Regions from separate parts of the Homo sapiens genome. Here region 1 is linked to region 2. A link is an interaction called in ENCODE POLR2A ChIA-PET data of the cell type or tissue named here. Cell type or tissue: Caco-2. All regions are shown on one strand. Links, peaks and the distances in the headings refer to the core of each region. The heading gives the core; the rest is flanking DNA. Region 1 overlaps LOC124900303 (a long non-coding RNA gene). Region 2 has its middle 63 kb from the start of NECTIN1-DT.

Evidence for each region. Peaks named below come from ENCODE experiments on the same cell type or tissue, not always from the same donor. Only the 100,000 strongest peaks of a DNase experiment are listed, where the experiment ranks them.
Region 1: POLR2A ChIA-PET joins it to region 2 with 10 read pairs; 2 of 35 experiments call an interaction of 5 or more read pairs at or near these places.

Annotation. Positions count from the first base shown.
Region 1 is chr11:119,643,337-119,651,336 of GRCh38, forward strand. All of the region lies in intron 1 of LOC124900303 (a long non-coding RNA gene), which reads left to right. It also overlaps a transcript of NECTIN1 not described here. Among named protein-coding and RNA genes, the nearest start is that of NECTIN1-AS1, 63 kb to the right of the region's middle. RefSeq lists an enhancer at 6,578-7,145. In Caco-2, for the core only: no CTCF peak of the experiment used is centred there; no DNase peak of the experiment used is centred there.
Region 2 is chr11:119,784,083-119,800,620 of GRCh38, forward strand. No RefSeq gene overlaps it. Among named protein-coding and RNA genes, the nearest start is that of NECTIN1-DT, 63 kb to the left of the region's middle. RefSeq lists enhancers at 2,099-2,922, 2,923-3,745, 4,163-4,700, 11,559-12,180. In Caco-2, for the core only: no CTCF peak of the experiment used is centred there; a DNase peak (open chromatin) is centred at 7,179.

The sequences.
Region 1 (8,000 bases), core at 1-8,000, 140 kb before region 2:
GCATATTTGATCCTCGTATTGAGCCTGCAAAATGAGATAATGTTATCCCTGATGAGCAAGATAAAGCTCAGAGAGGTTAAGTAATTCGTTCAGGATCGTCCAGATAGTCAGTGGCTGAGGGCACTGGGATCTGCGCCTGTGTGCTGTTCTCCCTGCCTCAGGCTGTGGGGTCTTAGTATTTCTCATCCCTCACTTGGCATGGGCCTGCCATCCCCCTTTTCATCCCTTATCAGACATAGCCCTGCCTACCCCCTCCCTGAATAGGGGGGCCCTGGTTGCTTTGTCTCTGAGCCTCCCCTTGACAGCTGTGAGGAAGGGGCCTGGTGCTGGCCCCAGCCAGAACCCTGGCATTGAGCCCCCAGACACTCTCTGGTTACACCGTGACAAATTGGTTCCCCCGCTCCCAGCTCCGCAGGCTTGAGGGCAGGCCCAGTCACCTGCAGGCAGCTGGGTCTGGCTGTGAGCCGGGAGAGCTGGAATCAGTGTCGGGGGGTGGGGGTGGGGCCTCCAGGGAGCACTTATTGCCCACCAGGCTCCGGGCTGGACCCTGTCCTTGCAATGATCCTGGGAGGTTGGCTATGTGCCTCTTGCTGTACTGCAAAAGGGCAGAGCAGTCAAGTCAGCAGTCCAGGTCCCACAGCTAGGGCCGCCACAGCTGGACTTGGGTCCAGTTGACCACTGAAGTCTCTGTCCTGTTAGTCATCAGGGCCTGGGCTCCTCTCAATGGCTTCCCTGGGAGAGCCCGCACTCGGTCCTGGCTCACGCCGCAAGGATGGCCTCTGGGGGTCACACCAGTGACACTCCCTGGGCCTCAGTTCTCTCACCTGTCACATGGTGACAGTGCATCTGGTTTTCCTGTCCCTCAGACTGAGATAGTGAAATCCATGGTTAGGGGGTAAACACAGATGGGTTCATTCTGGGGGCTGCAGGCCGCGTGCTACTGGGGCTTCTCTGCTCTTCCAGGAACAGCTCTACTGGATTCACTGAGGCCTCGTGGTTTGGGAGCCCGAGGAGCTTTGGGTCACACCCAAGTAGCCAGCAATCTTCACCTGCTTCTCCCGACCACCCCCCTCTCAGCCAGATGTCAGTGTTCCTGCACCCCAGGCTTCCCTCAGGGTGGGAAGCGAGCCCAGACATCCAGCTTCACGGCGTGCTCCCTTGCCCTACCTGTTGTTCCTCCTTCAGTTAGACAAACGTGTGCCTCACACTTCTATGTGCCAGGCATTGTGCCCGGTGTGAGGGGCTTGCCCCCTGGCTAATGGAGGAGTCATACACGTATGCAAATAAGTATGCTATTTTGTGATTCATGCTGCAAGAGAGGTCTCTTCCCACAGAGCAGGGGGCCTTCTGAACAGGGTTTTGATAGCATAGTAGGAGTTCACCGCGAGAAGAACATTGTAGGCAGAGTGAGGAGGGCTACCGGGGCACGTGTGTGAAATGTGGGGTATATGAGGGAAATTCCAAGTATTGGATATGGCTGGGAAATGGGCTGCAAAGGGAGAAAGACAAGGAATCAGGGGGCTGGGAGGAGGGGGCAGAGCATGCTCAGAGGTTTAGATTTCTAATAGGTGATATTAGGTAATAGTAATGCCCTCTCTCCTGCCGCCTCTCCCTGGGGACACAGACACTACCTTTCTCATGAGCTGGATTGATAAGGGCTGTCCTGGAGTCACCTCCTCCAGAGCTCCCCAGGGCAGCCACTTGGCACTTCTGCCCCTGAAGCTGTCCTGGGTTGGTCTGCCCTCTGCTTGTCTCCTCTGATGCAGGCCACAGGTGTTTGCGGGGAGCCAGGAGCTCAGAGCAGGCTGGGTGTTTGGACTTGGTGCCTGGAGGTCAAATTGGCTGGAGGAAGGGCTGATTTTACCACCCAGGGCCCATCCAGTGGCTGAGTCTGCCTGGCCATGTCTCCAGCCCACGTGTGCTGGACTGACCTTTCCCCCAATGACCAGAGAGGCAAGGGCTGGAGGCAAGTCTTCCTGGCCAACCCTCCTGTGTTCGGAAGGTCTGGGGCAGACTCCAGCGGTCTCACTGCTGGGAGGGCTCCCAAGTCTTATCTGAATGTCATTGTTACGTTGAAACCCAACTGTGAGAACCCAGGACCCCATCCACAGGGACAGGAAGCTTCTGACTTCATAGGCTGGAGCCAGGGGACCTTGCAGGCTGGCAGGACTTCTGGCACACCCTTCATGCTCAGGGACCAACAGTGGCCATCCCTGCACTCCTGTAGCGTCAGCATCCAGGCTAAGCTCCTCAGCCTGTCCCCCAAGGTCCAGTCAGGCCCATGTTTTGTCCCACACATGCCTTGCTGGGTGTTTCCAGCTTTCTCTGTCTCCGTCTCAACATCTCATTTCCATTCCATCGTCCCAGAACTGCAAGCTGGGCTGGCTGCCGCACCGTCACACGTGGGGGTTGTGGGACTCTCCCCTTCCCTTGCTCAGGAGGGGACATACCCCTCTCCTCCTCAGTTTAGCTCATACAGGAGGGAACTCTTTCAACTGCTTTCCTCTGAGCCAGGGTGGTGAGGGAACCCACCTAGAGACTCAAAACCGAAGAAGTCACAGAGTTCTTTCCTTGGCTCAGACTCAGCCAGGCCTCTGTCCTCCCCTTCTCTTAGGCTATAGGGCTAGGAGGCTCAACCCTCTTGTCTACAGCCTGAGGTGGCCTTCGGTGGGCTCTGCGCTGGAGCTGCTGGGAGTCCCCTGCCTCCTGGCCTTTTCCTTGAGTTGGGCTCCCGGTCTCTTCCTCTAGCCTGGACTGGCTTGCATTTCAGCCTTGTGTCTGTTCTGGTGGGCCCCTCAGTGCAAAAAGCCTTTTCTCCTTGGCCACACAGAATTTGCTCTGGTTCTGAACTCAGGTGGAGGTCATCTTGAAGTCCCATTCTTCAGACCTCCTGGATGGAGGCTGGAGGCCCTGAGCTCTGCAGTCCTGCCCTCTTTCCTCCCTTGCCCGACTTCCAGTCCATCTCCCTGGAGCTGATGTAAAGTGCTTAGTACAGTGCGTGGCACATAGTCAATATGTAATACGTGGTTGCTATTTTTGTTATTAGCTGTTCAATAAACAGAAATGGATGAAGTTGCTGCTGACGGTAACGGGGATGATGTTGGCCCATCCCCCCTCCGTAGAATCTCGGCTGCTTCACCTGTGCTGGCTCTCTGGGCCAAGTTAAACCCGTGGTCACATTATCATAATATCAATTATAGGTTTCATGTGCTTTTACTTAAATTATTTTATTTGATGCCCCCACCCCTTTGAGTCTGTTGACAGATGGTAACTGGAGCTCAGAGAAGGTTGGTGAAATGCTCAGGGTCACACAGCTCACTGATGAGGGAGGTGAGGGAGGAACCCAGGCAACCTGGTTCTCAGTGCAGTGCCTGGGGCCATTTTCATGCCCCCCACTGCCTCCATCTCTCAGTTTATCTGCAGAGGAAGATAGCTCAAGGTTGAGCTGGCCACCTTCTTAGCTGTCTAATCTTGGGCAAGTCACTCAAACCCTTTGAGCCTCAACGTTTTCGTCTGTGAAATGAAATAAGAGCAGGACTGTTGTCGGCCATGAGTGAGGTAATACTGCATGTTAAAGCATAGTGGCTGTGGACAGTCGGTGCCTAGTGAGGGTTGGTTCCTGAGGGCAGGGACATGCCTGCTCCTGTGGCAGACCTGCCAAGCAGCTGAGGCTCGCATCCCTGATCTCATCCTGCCTGTTGGCCTTTCTCGTGCTGGCTCTCAGCTTTCCTTAGTCCCTTCACCATCACCATCCATGGGCCACACACCCCCAACTGGTCTAGGCCTGTGCAGGCCTCAAGATGAGGGGCCAGAGCTTGCGGCGCATGTGTGTGTGTGTGTGTGTGTGTGTGTGTGTGTGTGTGTGTGTGTGTGTGTGTGTGTGTGTGACTGTGACCCCCTTTGGAAAGGGTTGAGGATTGTCACTTCCCACTTCACCTAGGATGTTCCCTCTATCTGGAATGCTGTCTCCAATGTCACCAGCACCCCTGCCCCACCACTCCCTGCCCTCCACACCTTGAGTTGTCATTAGGAGTAAGAAGGAACCTGAGCAAGGCCGACTCTGAACCCCCTCCAAGCTCAGGCCCAGCTGGAGAGAGTTACTGGGATTTCACGCACATTCCTGAGGGGAGAGGGACTATCTCCCTGTTAGGGACCCTGCTGCGCAGGGACCTGACCCCCAGTCCTCTTGGAGGGGGTGGCTGATCTGTCACACACCCAGCCTGCCCACCTCCTCTGGGTGCCCTCTTCCCTCTCCTAGCTCCTAACTCTTTCCTCCCTATCTGCTTCTCACAAAGATCTTCCTTAATGGAGGGGGTGGCGGGGGGAAGCACCAAATCTGCAAAAGCACAAAGTGTAGTGGGAAAGTCATGACTGGATTCTCCCCTCACTAGCAGTGTGACCTTAACTGTGCTGAACCTTAGTTTTCTGTAAAAGGGAGAAAAGGGACTGGGCGCGGTGGCTCACGCCTGTAATCCCAGCACTTTGAGAGGCCGAGGTGGGTGGATCACCTGAGATCAGGAGTCTGAGACCAGCCTGGCCAACATGGAGAAACCCCAACTCTACTAAAAATACAAAAAATTAGCCAGGCATGGTGGTGGGTGCCTGTAATCCCAGCTACTCAGGAGGCCGAGACAAGAGAATCACTTGAACCTGGGAGGCGGAGGCTGCAGTGAGCTGAGATCGTGCCACTGCCTTCTAGCCTGGGTGACAGAGTGAGACACCGTCTCAAAAAAAAAAAAAAAAAAAAAAAAAAAGGGAGGACGGGTAGAAATAAATGAGGTAAGCACGTGAGAGCCTGGCACTGAGCGGCGCCCAGAAATAATAGGAATAGGGTCAGGGTGGGGTGATGGTGGTGGTGTGATGGTACTGGTGCAGTGGTGGTGGCAGTGATGATGGTGGTGATAGTGGTGGTGATAGAGGTGGTAATAGTGGTGGTGGTGATGGTGGTGGTGATGGTGGTGGTGGTGGTGATGGTGGTGATGGTGATGGTGGTGATGGTGGTGGTGATGCTGGTGGTGGTGATGCTGGTGATGGTGGTGATGGTGGTGGTGGTGGTGATGGTGGTGATGGTGATGGTGGTGGTGATGGTGGTGATGGTGGTGGTGCTGGGCCAGCTGCATGAAGATGAGCACCAGACTCTTCCAGCACCAGCAGGATACTTCATCACCCACCATGGCTGAGACCTCCTGGAGCCACTGTCCAGCACCCAGCAGGACAGCTGGGCAGAGCAACGGGCCTGAGACTGTTTCTGTAGAAACGAAACATCACTGGTTTGGGGTTATTGTGCCCTGAAGAGCTCTAAAAACAGCTATGTTCCAGGGTCCCAGCCAATGAAACCCCTGGGGCAGAGCCCAGGAAGCTGCCTGTTTAGGGAGGGCTGTGGGAGTGTCTGGGGTCTTTGTCAGGTCTCTCCAGCCCCCTTCCCTCCCTCAGTTGCTGGCCACTGCACAGGGACTCCCCACACCCAGGAGGCTTCCATTTTCCCTGAGGGTGGGAATTCCAGTGGGTCTAGGTGGCCCTGAGGGAGCCTCCTCTCATCTAGGCTGGCAGGGCTCCGACACTCCTGGCCTCCCTTCCTGGGGCTTGGGTCTGAGGCTGGGGCAGGAGGGCATGGGTGGCAACAGCACTAGAGTAGACGAGTGGGACTCCTGCCTCACTGGCACTGTGTGCAGAGTCAGAAAGATGTGAGTTCAAGGCCAATGGAGACAATCCCTGGGCATCTGGGAGCTGGGCCACAGTGCTGGATTCAAAAGCAGGCTCCAGGCCGGGCACGGTGGCTCATGCCTGTAATCCCAACACTTTGGGAGGCAGAGGCGGACAGATCACGAGGTCAAGAGATCGAGACTATCCTGGCCAACATGGTGAAACCCCGTCTCAACTAAACACACAAAAAAATTAGCTGGGCATGGTGGCGTGCGCCTGTCGTCCCAGCTACTTGGGATGCTGAGGCGGGAAAATCACTTGAACCCAGGAGGCAGAGGTTGCAGTGAGCCAAGATTGTGCCACTGCACTCCAGCCTGACAACAGAGTGAGACTCCATCTCAAAAAAAAAAAAGAAAAAGAAAAAAAGGCTGGGTGCAGTGGCTCACGCCTGTAATCCTAGCACTTTGGGAGGTCAAGGCGGGTGGATTGCATGAGCTCAGGAGTTCAAAACAAGCCTGGGCAACATGGTGAAACCCCGTCTCTACTAAAAATACAAAAAAATTAGCCAGGCATGGCAGTGTGGGCCTGTAGTCCCAGCTACTTGGGAGGCCGAGACAGGAGAATTGCTTGAACCCTGGAGGCGGAGGTTGCAGTGAGCCAAGATCGCACCACCGCACTCCAGCCTGGGTGACAGGGTGAGACTCCGTCTCCAAAAAAAAGAGGAATGTTACCAGGAAAATAAGAAAAACAGGAAATATAAAAACACGGGAATGGCAGAGTTTCTGGAGCACCTATTTCTTCTCCTGATATAATTGATCATCCAGCTGCAGACTCACTAGAAATCTGTCAAGGTCAGCCCCACCAGCAGAGTTGGGCTACTCAGGAGGAAATGAAGTTCTGGCCACTGAGGGTTTCATGTGTGTCCGTGTGAAGAGACCACCAAACAGGCTTTGTGTGAGCAACAAGGCTTTTTATTTCACCTGGGTGCAGGAGGGCTGAGTCCAAAAAGAGAGTCAGCGAAGGGAGATAGGGGTGGGGCCATTTTATAAGATTTGGGTAGATAAAGGAAAATTACAGTCAAAGGGGGGTTGTTATCTGGCGGGCAAGAGTGGGGGTCACAAGGTACTCAGTGGGGGAGCTTTTGAGCCAGGATGAGCCAGGAGAAGGAATTTCACAAGACAATGTCATCAGTTAAGGCAGGAACGGGCCATTTTCACTTCTTTTGTGGTGGAATGTCATCAGTTAAGGCAGGAACCGGCCATCTGGATGTGTACGTGCAGGTCACAGGGGATATGATGGCTTAGCCTGGGCTCAGAGGCTTGACAGAGGTCTGTGCTCCTTCCCAGTGCTGTGTATTCTACAACTTCTCCAGATCACTTCTGTTCTACAAAATCATCTTCCATAGCATCTTTTCCAGGAAGTCTTTCCTCATGAGCCCGGCCTGCCTCTGATGACGCCATTTGATACCAAACACCGTTCCCACGAGCTCAGGTTTCACCCTACCTGGGGCATTTGCTGATACATGGGTGTACAAAAACTTGTATGGGGCCTGGGATCCCCTGTGGAGTTAGGCTGGTGCAGTCTCCTTCCTCCTTCCCTGATGCCAGGGCATATATGGCTCTGCCCTTCACAGTTTCTACGGCAGCAGGCAGAGGGTAGGGTTGCAGAGTGGTTAGAGACACGGATTCTGGGGCCAGACTGCCTAGGTTTAAAGCCCAGCTCCTCAGTGGCTAACTGCGGGACTTTGGGAAACTCTCTTCATGTCTTCATGTCCCTGTGTTGGGAATGATAGTAAGAGTAATAATACCTACCTCCAGGGCTGGAGGTGAGGATTCAATGTTATAAAGTATGTTGAACACTGCCTGGCACTTAGGGAGTGATATTGTTAGTCTTAGCTGTTTTTAAAATCTCCTGAGTCACTTTGTAATTTCCAAACATCATATAAATGTAAAGAATTCTTACTGTTGTTAGGCTCCTGGGACTCAATTTCCCCATTTGAGAGTTGGGGAGAATGATCTTTGAGGTTCCATCAGGTTCCAAAGGTCTGTAATTCTTGGATAGGTAGTTAGACCTCTTGCTTGGGGTTTGCATGAGTTGAACTACAGGGACAAAAGAATAGGGCGTGGAATAGGACACCCATGAGCCCAGGCTTTGGAAGGGAGAATTTGACCTCTGGGAGGTAACAGCAGAAAACAAGAGGAGGCAGAGTGTTTCAGAGGGAGAGCCTTCCCAGTCAGGGAACTTTGGGTACTGTCCTTATCCCAGAGCCTGCAGGAAGGCCAACACCAGCCAGCTGGGGGCTCCAATTCCCATTGGGGCTTGGGTGTGTCTTCAGAAAGAGTATCATGTGAGAGACC
Region 2 (16,538 bases), core at 4,000-11,999:
CACTCACACAACCTCTTTATGAAACCTCCCCGTGGTGGGGAACTGAGGCGTCCTGCCCAGCACCATGCAAGTGAGCCACCTGGGAGGTGGATCTTCCAACCCCGGTTCTGCCTTCAGATGCCTGAAGCTTTGGCCAACTTCTTGACTGTGGCCACATGAGAGGACTTGAGCCAGAACCACCCAGCCAACATTCTCTCACAGCCTGTGACTCACACAAACTGAGATGATAAACATTTCTTTGTTTAAGCCAATAAGTTTGGGGATAATTTGTTACACAGCAATAGATAATGAATGTATCCCAAACTTGTTTGTTTTCCTCAGGTGTTTGGCAATTTGCAGGAAGGATTTTAACTCACTTTCCATTTTCTGCTAGGGGGAAATCAATGCCCATGGTGGCTGGGGCCCACCCACCTGTTTCATAAGGACCTGGGAGGCTGAGAGGGGGGCCGTGTTACCACTTCCTCCTCCAGCGGGTGTCATCCTCCACCTTTCTGGCCCTGCGAAGCAGGGAAAATTCTCTGTCCTAACCCTAATGCCAGCCGCAGCCTCAGCCCTATCTCCTAGGCACATGTGTTATCTGAAGGCCTTCAGCCGTGTTCACCCCAAACCCTTTTCTTTAGTTGAAAGAAAAGGGCCTCAGCTCTTAAAGCCTCCACAAAGCCTCAGAGGTTCCTTGGACTGCTGGGTTACATGCTGAACCCGATGGATCCCAGCAGGCAGGGGTGTACATGGCAGAGTGGAAGTCCAGTGGGGGAAAAATACAGATAGAAGTCAGAGAGCTTTAGTTATGCTGCTCGTGAGGTCCCGTAGAAATTGCACAATTTCTTTTACCCTTTTGGGCCTCTGTTATCTCATCTGTAAAATGGGGCCTATAGTATTTGTCCTGTGTACTTACAAGATTGCTGTGGGATCAAATGAGAAAATAAATGTAAAAGTGTTTCATAAACTATAAAACACTTGACAAATGTGAGGATCAAAAACAAACGATTACAGAATTGCAGGTTTAGTCATCATTTGATCTAGCATTTTGTGAATACTTGCTATGCACCAGGGCTTCACATGCATTGCCTTATTTAATCTTGACAAGCTATTGCTGACAAGGTGCTATTATTTCCATCTCCCACTTTTGGATTAGGAAACCAGGGCTCAGTGAGGTGAACTGACTTGCTTGAAGCCCATGCACCCATTGCCACATTTCCTAACCTGGGCCCTGACATGAATGACCACTCCTTGAAGAATTCAGAGAAATGGTGAGGCCCGTGAATAGCCCTGGGCTCTGGCCCCTTAGTTCCTCTCCCTGCTTCCTCCATCTGTCTGGCAGCTCCTCACCATCCTAAGTGTTTCCTTGGAGGCAAGACCCAGCCGAACATGCTTTATCTTGGGTGTGTCCTGGGGGAGCAGGAGCAAGATGTCTGCATAGCAAGCAGCAAACTGGCTCAGATTCTCTCAGGAACCATAAACCAAGCCCTGGTTTAGATGTGGTTTAGAACTACAGGAGGAGGCTGGGTGGGGTGGCTCATGCCTGTAATCCCAGCACTTTGGGAGGCTGAGGTGGGTGGATCACCTAAGGTCAGGAGTTCGAGACCAGCCTGGCCAACATGGTGAAACCCCGTTTCTACTAAAAATGCAAAAAAATTAGGCAGGCATGGTGGTGCATGCCTGTAATCCCAGTTGCTCGGGAAGCTGAGGCAGCCGAGATTACGCCACTGCACTCCAGCCTGGGTGACAGAGCCAGACTCTGTCTCAAACAAACAAACAAACAAAAACTATAGGGGGAGATTTGGTCTGTGAGAAGTTAAAAGCTCAGTTTGCAGCAGATAAGTTCTGGGAGATGGTCCCAGAGAGAGGTGGGTATCCATTAGCACTTGCGGCTTTGAAATCAGTGGTTTCCTGGGGTGGGGGATGGGGAAGGATATAAGGGAACTCTCTCAGGTGACGGAAATATTATGATGGGCTGGTGGTTACACAGGTGTACATGTTTGTCAGAATTCATTTTCTATACTCTTAAAATGGGTACACTTTATGTAAAGTATATGTCAATAAAAGTAATTTTTTAAAAAGGCACTTTTTCTCTTCTGAAATGAAGATAGTTTCTATTACTCAAATAAACAGACCTATCATTTGAACACGCACACACAAAATAAGACAAAAATGGGTGTGATTAGATATGTGTGTGTGTTTTCTTTTCTTTCTTTCTTTTTTTTTTTTTAAGAAAACCCCCCTGGCCTCCATCTGGAGACAAAATTGAATGGGAACAGGTGTTCCCATTCACTCGTGTGAGAAATTATCACACGAGTCCAGGCAAGCCAGGATGTCGGTGTGGACTCCAGTGATGGTGTGGATGGAGAAAGGGAGACAGAGGAACTGCTGGGACATGGAGCTTCCTTCCCTCTGGTCTAGGGACTATCCTTGGCCTTCCGCTGGGCTCAAGGTTGGAGACTGGTCCCAGGTGAGACCAGGGGCTGCAAGGGAAGGACTCACATTCTGCCAAGCGCACATTTGTGGGTAGACACGCTTCCAGGCCTCTGCCCTTGCACTCCTTGAGCCCAGGCAGCCGACAGGCACATGGGCCTTGCCTTCCCTCCTGCTGCCATGCTTGCTGGCTCCCTAGCCCAGCCACACCTCAGGCTTTTGCAGCCTAGAGGACTCGGGTGTGAATCTGACCCCCTCCCTTGTCAGCTGTGTGGCCTCAGTCAGTGGCAGTCCCTTGAGCCTCATTTTTCTCATCTGTAAAATGGCAACAACAGCCACAGTGCCTGCAGGGTGCTATGTAGATTGGCCGAGCCTAAAGGCAGAGGTAATTCATACCATTCCTGCATGTCACAAATGCTTGGCCTGATGATTTGCATTTCACATTCGCTCTCTCTTTCACTTACACTCCAAAATTAGCAGAAGGTGCAGCAGGGAAGGGTAATTCATTTCTCTACAGAATCGGTCACTTGCCCGGAGCACCCCTTCCTGTCCTGGGGTCCCCGCACCTGCTCTAGCCCCACCTCCCTTCTGGCCGGACCCTCCTGGGTTTGCCCAGGAGCCCCACTCACCTTGCTCGAGTGGGCATCAGCCCACCCTTCATCCTGTGCTCGTGCAGGTGGGCAGGGCTGGAGGCGCAGAGCACAGCCCACCCATGGAGGGCCTGACTCCCTCATCAGCCCATCCTGTAGGATTGCACCTGGTCCCCAGGAGCCAGGCCCGCTCCCAGCCCTCCTGGGAGGCCAAGGTAATTGGCTCAATTAATCAGCTCAATTAGCACCTTCTGGGTGAGCGAGCAGCTCAAAGCCTGCCCAGCCTCAGTCAAGGGTGCCCAGCCTGCCATCAGCTGCTGTGTGCCAGACCCAGTGCTGGGCATGACAGTAGGGGCAGAGGGCTCCCTGCCCCTCCCTAGCCCCCACCAGCCACTGGGGTAGGGGTCAAGCTACCAACAAGAGAGCACCTCAGGCCTCTGTCCTTGGAGAGGGCTCCCCACCACTGCCTGTCCTCGTCCCCACCACTCCCCTGCCAGTCCCTGCCAGCTCCTTTGTCCTTGTTGGGTCCAGCAGCCTCCCATGCTGAATCCCCAGTCTCTGCTGGTCTCTGCTCTGGGACCCTCGTTGTGCATTCAGAGCTCAGCTGTGGTGGGAAAGGTAAACTGCTCATCCCTGATTCCTGTTCCCTGCCCCCTGCCAGATGGATATACAGATTTTTTTTTTTTTTTTTGAGACGGAGTTTTGCTTTTGTTGCCCAGCCTGGAGTGCAATGGCGAGATCTCGGCTCACTGCAAACCTCCACCTCCCTGGTTCAAGCAATTCTCCTGTCCCAGCCTCCCAAGTATCTGGGATTACAGGCGCATGCCACCACGCCCAGCTAATTTTTGTTTTTGTTTTTTTTTTTCAGTAGAGACAGGGTTTTCACCATGTTGGCCAGGCTGGTCTTGAACTCCTAACTTCAGGTGGTCCATTTCACAGATAAGGAAATAGACTCACAGACATTTGACATCTCACATCACAGCACACAGCAAATAGGTGGGGGCTGGGAGGTTGTGGGGGCCTACTGGGGTCTGGAGTGCCCCAGCCCCAGGGGAAGCTGCCTGGGCCTCTGGTCAGCACCCTACATAGAGCGCTCCCCACCATCCTCACTGGGTTGGCTGAAGATAGAGAGGAGGAGCCAGGGCCTCTGCTTGGGGTGAGATGGGAGATGGGGGAACAAAGGGCAGAGGAGATACTTTCTCCTCCGGACACTTTTGCTGAACGTGGCAGCCAGGGGCCCTCTGTGGCTTTCGCATCGATGACTTATGACTGGCTGCACAGGTGACCCGTTAGCAAGGCCTTCTCTCCCCTCTGAGTGGGACACAGACCCCAAGTCTGGCCACCCCTGTATCTGATTCCGGTTTCCCTATCCAAAGAGGCCCAGATGGCCCCTCAGCCTCCTCTCCTGAATCTCTAACATGCAGCTGAGTCTTGGAGGTCTAGGTACACAGCCAGGGAGATGAGGTGGGCTGCCCCATGTGCTGGCCTTGGTCCCCGACTCTCCCCACTCCTTGGCCATGTCTCCTTTATCCAGAAGAGGGACCCTGGACCCCAGTCTGTGGAGAGACTCTGACCTCCCCGGATGCTGGCTGCCTGGGCAGAGTGGAGCAGAGAGCAGGCAGTCCCCAGGGAAGGAGCAGGCAGACCCTGCAGGGCGAGAGCCAACATGGGCGGGGGTGATGACGTGGGCCCTGGAGGTGAGGTCCCCTGGGGTGCCCACAGAAATGGTCCCCATGTGTTCCTGCTCTCCCAGGTGTATTCTCTACCCTCAAACTGCTGCTTCTTCCCAAACTTCAGAGATCTACCCTAGCGTCAGGACAAGGAAGCAGAGTGGCGAGGATTGTTTGGTTTCTTTTTTTTTTTCTTTTTTCTTGGGGGCTGGTTGGGTGAGTTATTTCTCATCTCCTCATGTCCCCAGGAGTCCTGTGCCCCGGGCCGGTGGGATGTTGACAGCTCCTTTGGTTGTCGAGGCGGCTGGGCTGAGCACATGGCGGCATTGGGAGGGCCTGCAGGAAGACTCATTTCCTGACTGACTGACAAACAGAGGTGATACAATCTCTCTCATCCCTTCCCCGGGGAGCCCGCTTACAGAGGAGTTCAGCCTGAGCCATCTCTGCCGTCAAACGCACCTCTCTGTCCCATGGAGATAAACTCATCACACTCGAAGGCAGGCAGGGAGGCCTGGGAGGGCTGTCGAGGCTGGCGTGTAGGGGGCACCACCACCCACGCACCTGCCCGCCTCTTGGCCCTGCTCTGGGTGCCTGGCGGCTGTCAGGGTGGAGGTCTTACCAAGAGCACTTCTCTCCTCTCCTCTGTCCTTCACGAAGGTCGTGGGAGGATGGCTGATGGTGGGGCTCCTCGCCCGTACTGGAGGAGTGGAGGGGCAGGTAGGAAGAGGAGGGGGTGAGCTGTCACCCCGGGAAGGGAGACAGAGACAGACAGCAGCTCAGCGTGCATGGGTCCACATGGCAGGCCCCTCTCTGGTCCTCTCTGGATCCCTAGCTGAGGGTCCAAGTCTGTCCCCGGGAACTGGACTGAGAGTTGGCCTTTCTGGGCCTCTACTTACCTCAACTGAAACATGAATGGAAAAGTAGGATGGCAACTTTGAGCTTTTGGGGGTCATGGATCCTTCTGGAATGAATGTGACAAAGGCGACAGACCCCTCCCTGTCCAGAGGCTCACGGTGCATGTGCGGACACGGGCGTGTGTGCACACAGGCACTTTGGCCTCCTATCTGTGGGTATGCAAAGACCCCCCAAAGGCCCACCACAGTCTCCAGCTCAGTAGTGCTAGACTCCATGGCTTCTGGTCTTGCCGAACATGTGTGCGCTGTGTGTGTGCAGCAAGACTGCTAAGGAAGCTGGGAGGCCTGGGCTGGCTGGGAGTCTCAGGTTGGCCTGGCCCAGCCTTGCTTTTGCTGATGGCATATGTGTGTGCACAGGCTGGGGTTGGCATGACTCCAACCCCAGTGTTGACACTGACACTTGCCATCAGGGCTTGTCCCCTCTTTCTAGCCACAAATCCTTCCAGCCCCCTCACACTCATTCCTGGTGGCCACACTAAATGTCCCACGGGCCATAGATATGCATTTGGGAGGTTGAGGCAGCTGGGGGCCTGTTGGAGCTGTGCAGGAGGCGGGGCTCTCTGTGGGAGCTAGAGCAAGCTAGCATGGGGGCTGTCACCATCCTGGGTGTGTCCCCGGCCCCGGCAAGACAGAGCTTGCCTGGGCTCCCCCTGTCTTGCCCTGAATTAGAAGATGACATTGCCGGAGAGACTGGACACTTTGAAAAAGCTCCTTGCTTTCTGAGCTGAAATCTGTCCTCATCTACATCATCTCTCTAATCTTTTATGAAGGGACAGTAATGGAAATACTGTTAGAGAACGCCTGCTGGGTACCATGTTTTTGTTTAATTCTTACAGTGACACTACAAGGGAAGCCGACCCGGAGCCCAGGCACAGAGGCAGGGAGGGGCTTGCCTGACACCATTTGGGACAAGAGTCAAACCAGGTCCATCTGATCACAGACTAGTGTCGTTAGCCGTGCACTGTCCCAGGAGCTTCTGTGGGGACACCAGGGAATGACTGAGGCCACACTCGGTCACCCCACAAGCTAGTACCATCACACAGATGCCGACAGGACAGCAGAATGATGGCATCAGACTGAAGCTGGAACATGAAGGCAGAGGCCCAGCACCGTGTGTGCATGTGGTGGGGGGTGTGCACACTTGCATACACACACACACACGCATAAGTGCATATCTGCATCTATTCTTGCGTTTGCATATGTGTGTATTGTGTGTGTGCAAATCTCACTTGAATACTAAAGAAAATGTTAATACCCAATTCTACAACCATATATGGTACTGCAGCTATGCCCCCTTAAGAGGAGGGAGAGAGGGCTGCCTGGACAAATTCTGGGGAGGCTTCTGGGAGGAGGGAGTGCTTAGGCAGGGCGTCAGGAATTGGTGAGGATCAGGGCTGCAGCTAAGAGTCTTTTTGTGCACGACAGAAAGCGCGTCCAGCAAAGCCCAGCTCAGGGCCCTTCTGGCTTTCATTTCAAGCTTGGGCTTTTTGTTTGGCTAATCCAGATCCTCCTCTTCCTGGGCCTTGTGTGTGTGCACATGTGGGCAGGGGCTGGGGTGAGGACAGGCGTGCTTCCAAGTTGAATGGAGGTTCCTCCCTTGGGGTGCTGCAGTGGTTGAGGCTCCCTGCCTGGTCCTGTCCAGACCCTCCTGTCCTCTGACAGCCAGAGAGTCTGCACATCCCTCACTGGTGCAGGACGGCTGGGGCAGGAGGGATGCACGGAGCTCCAGGAGTGCAGGCTACTGCCCTGACACTTGCCCCACTCACTGTCTGGGCACCCTTAACCAGCTTCCTGCTGTGAGGACCCTGCTGCTCACTGTGTGTGAGGGTGAGTGTGAGTGAGTGAGAGAGAGAAAGAAAGAGAGAAACGGAAATAGCTTGAGGGCATCTTGGTGTGGGGACCCTGGATGCGAGAAGTGGCTGACATGGAAGCTGGACGGTGGCCCCCTGCCCTTTCCATCCCTTTCTCTGGTCTGGACTGAGTGAGCGTTGTGTGGGGCCCCCCTTGCTTGGTTGTACCTCCAGAGGCAGCCTGGACCCAAGAAGGCAGCTCATGCAACCCCAGCCACAAAGCAGGAGGGCCCTTTAACCAGCCTCCCGTGTCCCTGCTCCCCCTCCCCTCCTACTGATACTCCATAACCTCTGCGTACAGCAAACCGAGGGGACAGGAGGCCTCCCGTGGAGCTGAACTAAATCCCACATGCCACAGCCCAGGAAGGCTTTTCCTCGGAAGGCACCGAGGCCCCAGGACTAGGAGCAAGATTGCAAGTCTCCTGTCTCCCCCATCTCCTGTGGCTGTGTGGAGGCTGGGCTGGGCTAGCTTCCCAGCTCAGTGGGTGGCTGAGAGTTACTCAGCTTCATCTCTATGAGCAAACAGCAGTGGCTCAGCAGGGAGGGCAGAGTGGGGCTGGCCCACCCTGAGCTTGTGTTGCCAAATTTGTTTGTGTTTATTTTGGTTCCTCTGCATGACATGGAAACAAATGTGCTAGGTCCCCCTTGCTCTGTCGGCTCCTCAGTGGGTGGTGACAAGGGAGCTCAGGCCTACCCCTTTCTTCATAGAGAGATTCCCTCACTTCTGCCCTGTTTCCAGTTCCCTAAGGAAAGGTTGGGGCTGGCGGGGTGTGGTGGCTCATGCCTGTAATCCCAGCACTTTGAGAGGCCGAGGTGGGCGAATCACGAGGTCAGGAGTTCAAGACCAGCCTGGCCAACGTGGTGAAACCCTGTCTCTACAAAAATACAAAAATTAGCTGGTGTGGTGGCGTGTGCCTGTAATCCCAGCCACTCGGAAGGCTGAGGTGGGAGAATCACTTGAACCCAGGAGGCAGACGTTGCAGTGAGCCAAGATTGTGCCACTGCACTCCAGCCTGGGTGACAGAGTGAGACTCTATCTCAAAAAAAAAAAAAAAAAAAAGGTTGGGGCTGCGGTGCAGGGATGGGGAGAAGCCATGCGGGTGGGGCAGGAGTCAGGAGGCCAGGGTTTCTTGCTAGCTCCCTAGGATTTTGAATAACAGGGGCTCCCATTTAATAAGCACCTACTAAGTGCTTTGCATTCATTCACTGAGACAGACTTACTATTACAAATACCTACTGTCAAGCTTGGTCCTGGGAGTACAGCAGTAGCAAAAAAGAAAAAAATCCTTGCTCTCATGAAGTGTATCTTTTATTGACCCTATGATAGACAGGGATTCTCTCCTCATTTTACAGATAAGGAAACTGAGGCTCAGAAAGATACCTGGTTTACTGGAAATCACTCACCATGGTCCTCTCTGGGCCTTGAACCCTCTTCAGCCTCCGTTTCCTCCCCCTGTAAAAATGAGGAGTCAGGTGAGAGGAGCTCCTGGCTCCCTTCCACCTCTAATTGTCTATGTGGAGGGGCTGAAATTTGGAGGGAGCATTTTCAAGGGGTACAGATGTGTGCCAGTGCTTGAAGAAAATGGAGGAAATGGCTTGGCACTGGTTTGGAGTGGGCGTTGAGCCTGGGACACAGCTTAGTGGCTTGTGCTTTTGGGGGCCAGGCCCTACTGCTCTGAGAAAGTCCTCTCATCCTTGAATCAACAACAAAATTCTCCCAGAGAAGAGGCTCTACCTTTGTTCTGGCCCCCTGCATTCCATGCTGTGCACCACGTCACCCCTTAGCTAGGAGGTCCCAGGCCCCTGGTTCTTAAAGAGAGAAGCTACAGGAAGAATGTCTGCCTGGGCCGTCTCTGCTTCTTATCCCCAGCCTCCAGCTCCAAATCCAAGGGCCTCTCCTTCCTGAATTGACCTGGTGTGGGGCAACTGGCAGTGAAAGGCCTTGCTTGGAACCCCCATGGGAATGGGTGTGTTCTGCTCCCAGGGTTCTTCCAGCCCGCAGAGGCATTAAGGACATGTGGGGAGGCCCACACCCTGACTCACTTGCATCCACCGGGCCCACAGCTGAGCAGTTAATTAGGAGCACAAGGGCTTGGGGAGCTCATAGACATGACTTGGAGGCTGTGGGGAGCCGAGGAGAAAGGTGCGGCTTTTCCACCTGAGGGATGAGAAGGCTGGGACACTGAGTGGGGTGAGTGTGTGGGGTGGCAGGGGGCCGGCAAAGGGAAGGCTCAGTGCTGCCCTGTTCTGGTGGCCCCAAGGTTAGCACAGAGCAGATGATCTGAGCTCCACAGTGTCAGGGTCAGACCGGAGCAAGGGCTCCCTGGCTAGAGAGCTCCTCGTGCTGAGCTGGGTGGAGCTGTTCCTGGAAGGTCTTTAACATTGGCTAAGCCCCGAACACCTGTGGCTATGAAAGCGCAGCTCAGCTGGGGGAAGAGGGCTGGAATTAGTGACCCCTGCTCCTTTCTGACCTCAGTTTCCAGGATTTTACCTCAAAACAGCATTGCCCACTTATTAGGAAGGACCAGTATTGGGCAGCTACTCCCATGGTGATGGGGTTCAATGACCTCTGACTCCCTCCTGTGCAGAGAGGGTCAGAGGGTCATTTCACCCACTCCTCTGCCTCTGCCTCCACTGCCCTCCAAGGCAGCCCAGAAACTCACCCGCTTTTCCAGAACCGCCCCCCACCCCCAGCCTTGCCACAGCTCTTCTCCTACCAGCTCTTCCATTGGGCAGTTCTTCTTTGGGTCTGCCCTGCAGCAACACCAACTAGTGGGGAATCCCCTGGTGAGCCCAGCCCTCCCCGCCGTTGGGGGTCTCGGGAAATGTATTGCTTGTGGCAGCGTGTCAGTGGGTTTGGAGTGGCACGGCTGGGCGGGCCTGACAGCAGAAATTGGAAGCCGGCTGCGTTTGACAGGTATATTATTCCCGCTGCCCTCGATTTATTTACCAAACAGCATGCGGAGCCCCAGAAAGCTCCCGGAAAGAAGGAGGGAGTGGAAGTGGAGGGGCTCTGCAAGGGAGGTCAGGTGGCCTCCGTGCTCCAACATTGGCACTGTGTAGGGAAGAGGAACGGGGAGCCGGGTGGGTGTGGGAGGCTGGGGCCCCCAAGAGAGCTCACCCCAAGTTTCTCCATCTGGCTTAGAGCTGCCTGTGGGACTTTCCTTCCAGGCCTCAGGAAGAGGGGCTTCCCAAGCATTTTGGGTCCAGGGCCAGGGGTTCTCGGTCAAAGTCAAGTGAGGGGCTATGTCTCAGAGGTGGTTTAGGGCAGGACCCTGCCATGCCTAGTGCACAGGGAAAGAGATGGAGATGCTGAGGAGGGCAGGGACCCCTCAGCAGGTGCCTGGGAAGAGCAGAGCGGCTATGCGTGCTGTACAGGTGCAGGTGCCCATGGGCACAGCCAAGGGGTGAGTGAGGTCTGAGCTTGAGCCCATGCTCTGGTTGCCAAGTAGGGCACATGGCACAGAGCTGTGTTGACCTGAAGAGAATGCCTCTTTCCAGTTGGTACAAACATGCTGTGTAGGCCGGTGACCAGCTATGAGGATAAGCAGAATATTTGAAGCCACACAGACAGGCATCCCTGCCCACCTTGGTTCATACAACCCATGGGACCCTGGAAAGGGCCCCCGGCATCTCTGAGCTTTCCTTTCCTCACAGTAAATGATAATAACCAAAATGCCACTTCTTGGGGCTATTGAGAGGAATAAATAAGATAATCTGCATAAGAATGCTTTGTAAGCAGTAAAACATATAGCTTTTTAAAGGGCATGTAAATGAGTATTGAGAAAAGGCAGCGTGAGCATTGCCGCGCGCATTCAGTGCTGGATGGTGTGAGTCACCGGCTGTGAGGCTGGGAATGTCTGAGTGTGTTTGGCAGGTCAGGTGGGGTGTATGTTGGAACGTGGGTGTGGGACTGTGTCTGCCCAGATGTGGATTTGCTCTGAGTAAGATGAGGAAACTCATCAGAAAAGTCCTTGGCTGCTGCGGACGGATCTGAGAGTGTGCGGCTGGTATCTGAGTGTGACCGCAGGCTGGTGTGCACGTGTGTACCAGTGAGGGTGTGAGGATGGGTGCCTGACTTTGCAATGGGCATGGCGAGATTGTGATTGGGCATTAGGAAGGCACAGGCCCATGGATGCAAGTGAGTCAGGGTGTTGGAGTCAGTGTGCAAGACCATCTGCAGGGTCAGGGGTGTTTAGTGTGCACATATATGGCATGCACACACGTGCACACATGCACACATGCACAGTGAAAGCAGGCTTGGCAGTGTCAGCAGTATACCTCCTACCTCTGAACCTGATGCAAAATTCATGGAGCATAGGATTCTAGAAATGCAGAGAAGGAGGGGGAGGCAGGCCCCTCCGGAACAGTGAGTCACAGGACAGCGAGGGGCTGAATGTAGAATCCCTTCCTCCCCTCATGAGCTCTGAGGCTCAGAGAGGCTGCCTGCCCATCTATTTCTTCCCAGCTTCTGCTCTGGGGCCTTCCTTGGGATGTCATAATGATCCATATTCTGTAACACATCAACGCTGGAAGTCTAGCTGCCCTTGGCCAGCGCAGATGCTGGGGAGTGGAGGCAGGGGAGAGAGGGAAGCATTGGGACCCCCCAATGGTCCCAATTCATACAGGCCTCTGGGCCCCATCAGATGAGCAGGTGATGGTACCAGGGCAGTGAGGCACCAAGGCATCTCTGGAATAGTGAGTACCCCCATGGTACTGGGGATCACAGTGGTAATTGGGGAGCAGCACCTTGAGTTGGGCAGTTTCCAGGGACCTCAGACAAACCTCTGTAGGCTCAGCACCTTCTTCTCTATGGTGGTCAGGCTGGAACGGAGACTCGGTGGAAGGTTCATCTATACCTGCCATTGGCCACTTTCCTATGATGGGGCAGGGCTCCTGGGCCTGACAGGGCAGGAGGACTTCCGGCCCCACACCCCATCCTTGCTCTAATGCTGGCATCCAGTCTCTGACTGTGGATCTGGCTGGGTTGTGGGGTGGGGCTGGAAGGGCTCCAAGATGAGCCAGGCGTGCTGACCCCCTTGGAGGAAGGCGCTGCAGAGGCCAGCAGGGGCACGCAGCACACCAGCTGGGAAGGAGACAGGAGCCCAGAGGGGCAGGGGCCCTGTCACGTCCATTTACACTCCATGTGCTGGAACTCGGCCCTCTAGGGAAGAGGAATGTGATGCCAGAGAGGCTGGGGGACATCTGTCTCCCCAGTTCAGGCCAAGACACACTCACTCATTGCTTGAAGCCCCATGGCCCTGTTCCTCCTGGGTCTCTAGACCCAATGGTTCCCTGTGTCCTCTCCCTCTGCCTGGCTGCTTGGCCATAGAGGCCATCTGCAAGCTTCCTGTTGGGCTCGGCCTGGGCAGTGCTGTATTTGTGTCTCTCCTGCCTGTCTCTGAACCAGCCTGCCTTCCCCCACCTCTGTCGCTGCCTTTCCCTCTGTTTCTCAGCCTTCATCCCTGCCTCTCTGTCCCTGCCCTCATCCTCCCCTCTCTTCTCTCTTCCCCTCCCCTTTCCTTTCTCCCTCCTTTTCTAATCTTGTCTCTCTCTGAACCTGAAGTGCTTTGGCATTAAATCCCATTCCCCATCCTCTCTTTAGATCCTCCCTGTGCCTCGGAAGGGTGGTAAATAAAGCGAGAGAGAGGCCGGGGAGCCAAGAGCCTTAAATGCTCCTCTCTGCACTGCCTGCAGCCCTTGTCTCCTGATGGGGACGTCACAGCCCCAGAGAAAAAGGGGGCTCCTGGGCCTCATGCCATCGTGTGCACAGGCACACACATGCACACACACGCCATGCTTTTGTGAGGAGGGGGAGGAGGCCTTCAAGTGGGAAAGAAAAGAAATCAAAGCACTCCCGGTGCTTCGTTTACATCAGGCTCTAAGTAGGTGGAGGGGAAGCAGAGGAGGGAGGAGCTGGGGGCAATAGGTCACACACGTGGCAGGAGGACTCAGCAGGGCAGGCACCTCGAGAGATCAGCCCCCAAGCTCCTGATCCTGAGGCTGTCAGCCTGAGATGGAGGGGTTGGGACCAGCCAGGCTGACCTGAGCACTGCCCGCGCCAGCCCCCAGACCCCTTAGCTGAGAGCTCAGAACCCTTCAGAACAGGCCCTGCCTTCCTCATCACTCCTGCCGTCCCCAGCCTGTATGCATGCCCCGTCTATGCGCCTGTCTTTTTATTGCACCTCACTGACATAGGATGCAGAGTTTCTAAAAACCCAAAATACACAAATAAACCTCCCCCGACCAAACACACACAGCTTGGGAGTCGGACAGCCAGGTTGGACCTGGGATGGGCTGCCATAAGCATACCTGGGCAGCCCGGTGGACAGCTCCACTCCCCTCTTTGTTTCTGGCCACCCAGCCATCTTCCCTTTGGGAAGTCAGCTCTCTGGCTGTCCCTTTTCCCATCCTGTCCTAGCCTTTTCTCAGCTGTGTTGGCCCTACTTTCCTGTTCCAGGGAGCAGGGGAGGTGCTTGACCCAGCCTGGCCAATGAGAGCTTTCATCGCCTGGACATGCAGATTGGTCCAGAGTCAGGGAAGTCAGCTTTAGAACATTTGCTGGGAATTTGGGGAAGGGGCTCTCTTTCCCCTGGCATTGCTAAACTGGTGGAAATATACCTGAAGCTGCTTTTTCACCACTCAGGAATACTCTTCCTGAGAATAAAGCCAGCACAGGACAGCAGGGCGAAGCAATAGAGAAAACAGATACTCAGTAACCTTGATCGAATGAATGCCTGGATACAACCATGTCTGAAACAATAAAACCATATTGTTTTCCTGGACTGCTCACTTATGAGAGCCAATTACTTTTTTCTTCTTGCTGAAGCCAGTTTGACTTGGGTTTCTGTCTCTTGCAAAGTAAGGGGTTAACTAATATAGAGAGGCAACTAAATTTCTTTGAACTTGAGTTTTCTCATCTGTAAAATTATCTCCCTTATGAATTCTAAAAGGACCGACTGAAGGCACTGAAGGATGCCTCGCAGGCCTGCTGTAAGGAGCACAGATTACTTTTGTGCAAAGCCTTTGGCCATTTCTATCTCACATGATCCTTTCACGAACTCTGGTAAGGTCTTAGGACTGTGATCATGCTGTCCCACTTTCAGAGGAAGAACCTCGGGGTCAGGATTGTTATAGGTGCCAGGGAACTTCTGTTAACCCCCAGATCCATGGCCATCCTCTGTCCCTGGTCTCTGCCCCAGGGAGCTGATCTGCTAGGACTGAGTCCACCAGACCCTGTGTCTCTGGATTCCCACTGGGTTCTGCCAATGGGAAGCCCCAGCAGGGGATCCAAAGGTTGGAGGAGAAGTCAAAGCATTTCTTCCCCCATATCCCTCTCCTGTGGTCACCTCAGGCTGGCCAGGTCCATTGACTGGAGGTCAGTGCTACTCACGTGGTGGCCTCTCTTTCTGGGTTCTGGTAACCACTCCCTTCCTTCGGACCTTGAGGTGTTAACAGCCCTGCTTCTGCCTACACCCTGCCAACACATTTATAAAATGTCGTGTATTAAACTCTTCCTGATTGTGAGCCATTGATATCCCTCGGAGACTGACTGACATTGGGTCGCCCAATGTCATCAGCTATTTGAATTCAAGTATGTAGGTTTTGTATCCTGTGTTTTTTGAACTCCCCGGCATTACCCACTGCTCCTGGGACCTCTCACAGTCCCATCTTCCGCTAAGGCCCAGGTGAGCCACACTCTCTCCCTGAAGCTTTCCCAAGTCCCCATCCTCCTGCCTCGTCCTTGTCCAAACCATCCTCTCCCGTCCCTCTTTCCCTCTGTACTCTGTTCATATCTCTATCTATGGGTGTGGGTGCCTGCCAGATGCCTGTCTAATCTTCCCCAGGTGCAGGGGCCATGAGTCATTCCATCTGTCTCTCCAGTGCCCAGCACCATTTCCCTCAGCCTCTCAGTGCCCAGTCTAGGAGCTGGCACATAGTAGATGCTCAATCTACCATGAGCATCTATTCATAGTAGATGAGTTGGCTGAATTCAATAATAGAACCTAGAGTCACTCTCTGTGATGGGGCCACAGGAGCCTCTGCATTAGTGGTGGTCTCTGCCCAGAACACCTTTCCTTCCTGTGGCTGCCCAGGGAACCCCTCCTCATCCTTCAAAACTCAGCTCAAGCAATCCCTCCTCTGGGAAGTCTTTCCTCACTCAGAGGTCTGGCACCAGTGGTGCATTGTATGGTTCTCCAGCTACTCTTGCCTGGCTCTCTCCTGTGTGTCCAGGCACCCCAAGAGCAGGCTAACTCACATCAGAGCTTCACACGGCACTGACGTGAGTTAGCCCTGCTCAATTCATGTCACCGCTTCTTTGCTAGGGGAGCGGTGTGGCTCGTGGAAAAGTGGCATGTGGATCTGGCCACAACTCTGACCAGAAGTCTGACCTCGCCTGACCTTTCTGAGCCTCAGTTTGCAGGTATTGCCTAACACTGTGCTTGGTGCATGAGGGTGATCAGTGGATGGTCACACAATGAACAGCTGTGGCCATTTCTTTTACTTAAAAAGATCTCCTTGTCAGGGTATATGGCAACCCCTAATGTATCCATCTGTGGTAGCTCCTGCTTGAATGCTGGGCTCACTGGGAAGTGGTCTGCCATGATAGTGTGGCCTTGGAGAGCAGCCAGCATTTCCCCTAAGAGCAGGAGACACTGCTCTTGTATCCAAAAAGGAAGGTCTGGGACAGATAATTGGAACAAGGAAGTCCCACTTGATGAGTAAGACTGACAGCTTGGCCTGCCTCTGCAGGTGCTTGGGTATCTGGAAGGTGTTCCTTGATGGCAGGGGTGGAGCTGGCGCCTGCCTTGTGAATGGCCCTAAGAGCCACCACTAATTGAGCGTGTCATGTGTGAGCCCTGTGCTTGGGGTTTAGCTCTCATGGCACTGTTATGAGTAAGTATTTTTGTCTCCACTTTCCAGAGGAGGAACTGCATTTTAGAGTGATGAAGTAGCTTACTGAGAGCCAGGGTCCAAATTCCAGCCTGGCTCTAATGCTTATGACCACAGCTGAAGTGGAAACAGAGGAGACCAGAGGGGGAGACCCTGTAGGCACCCCCAGCCCCGACAATGAGCCACTGTGGTTTGTAAATCCAATCA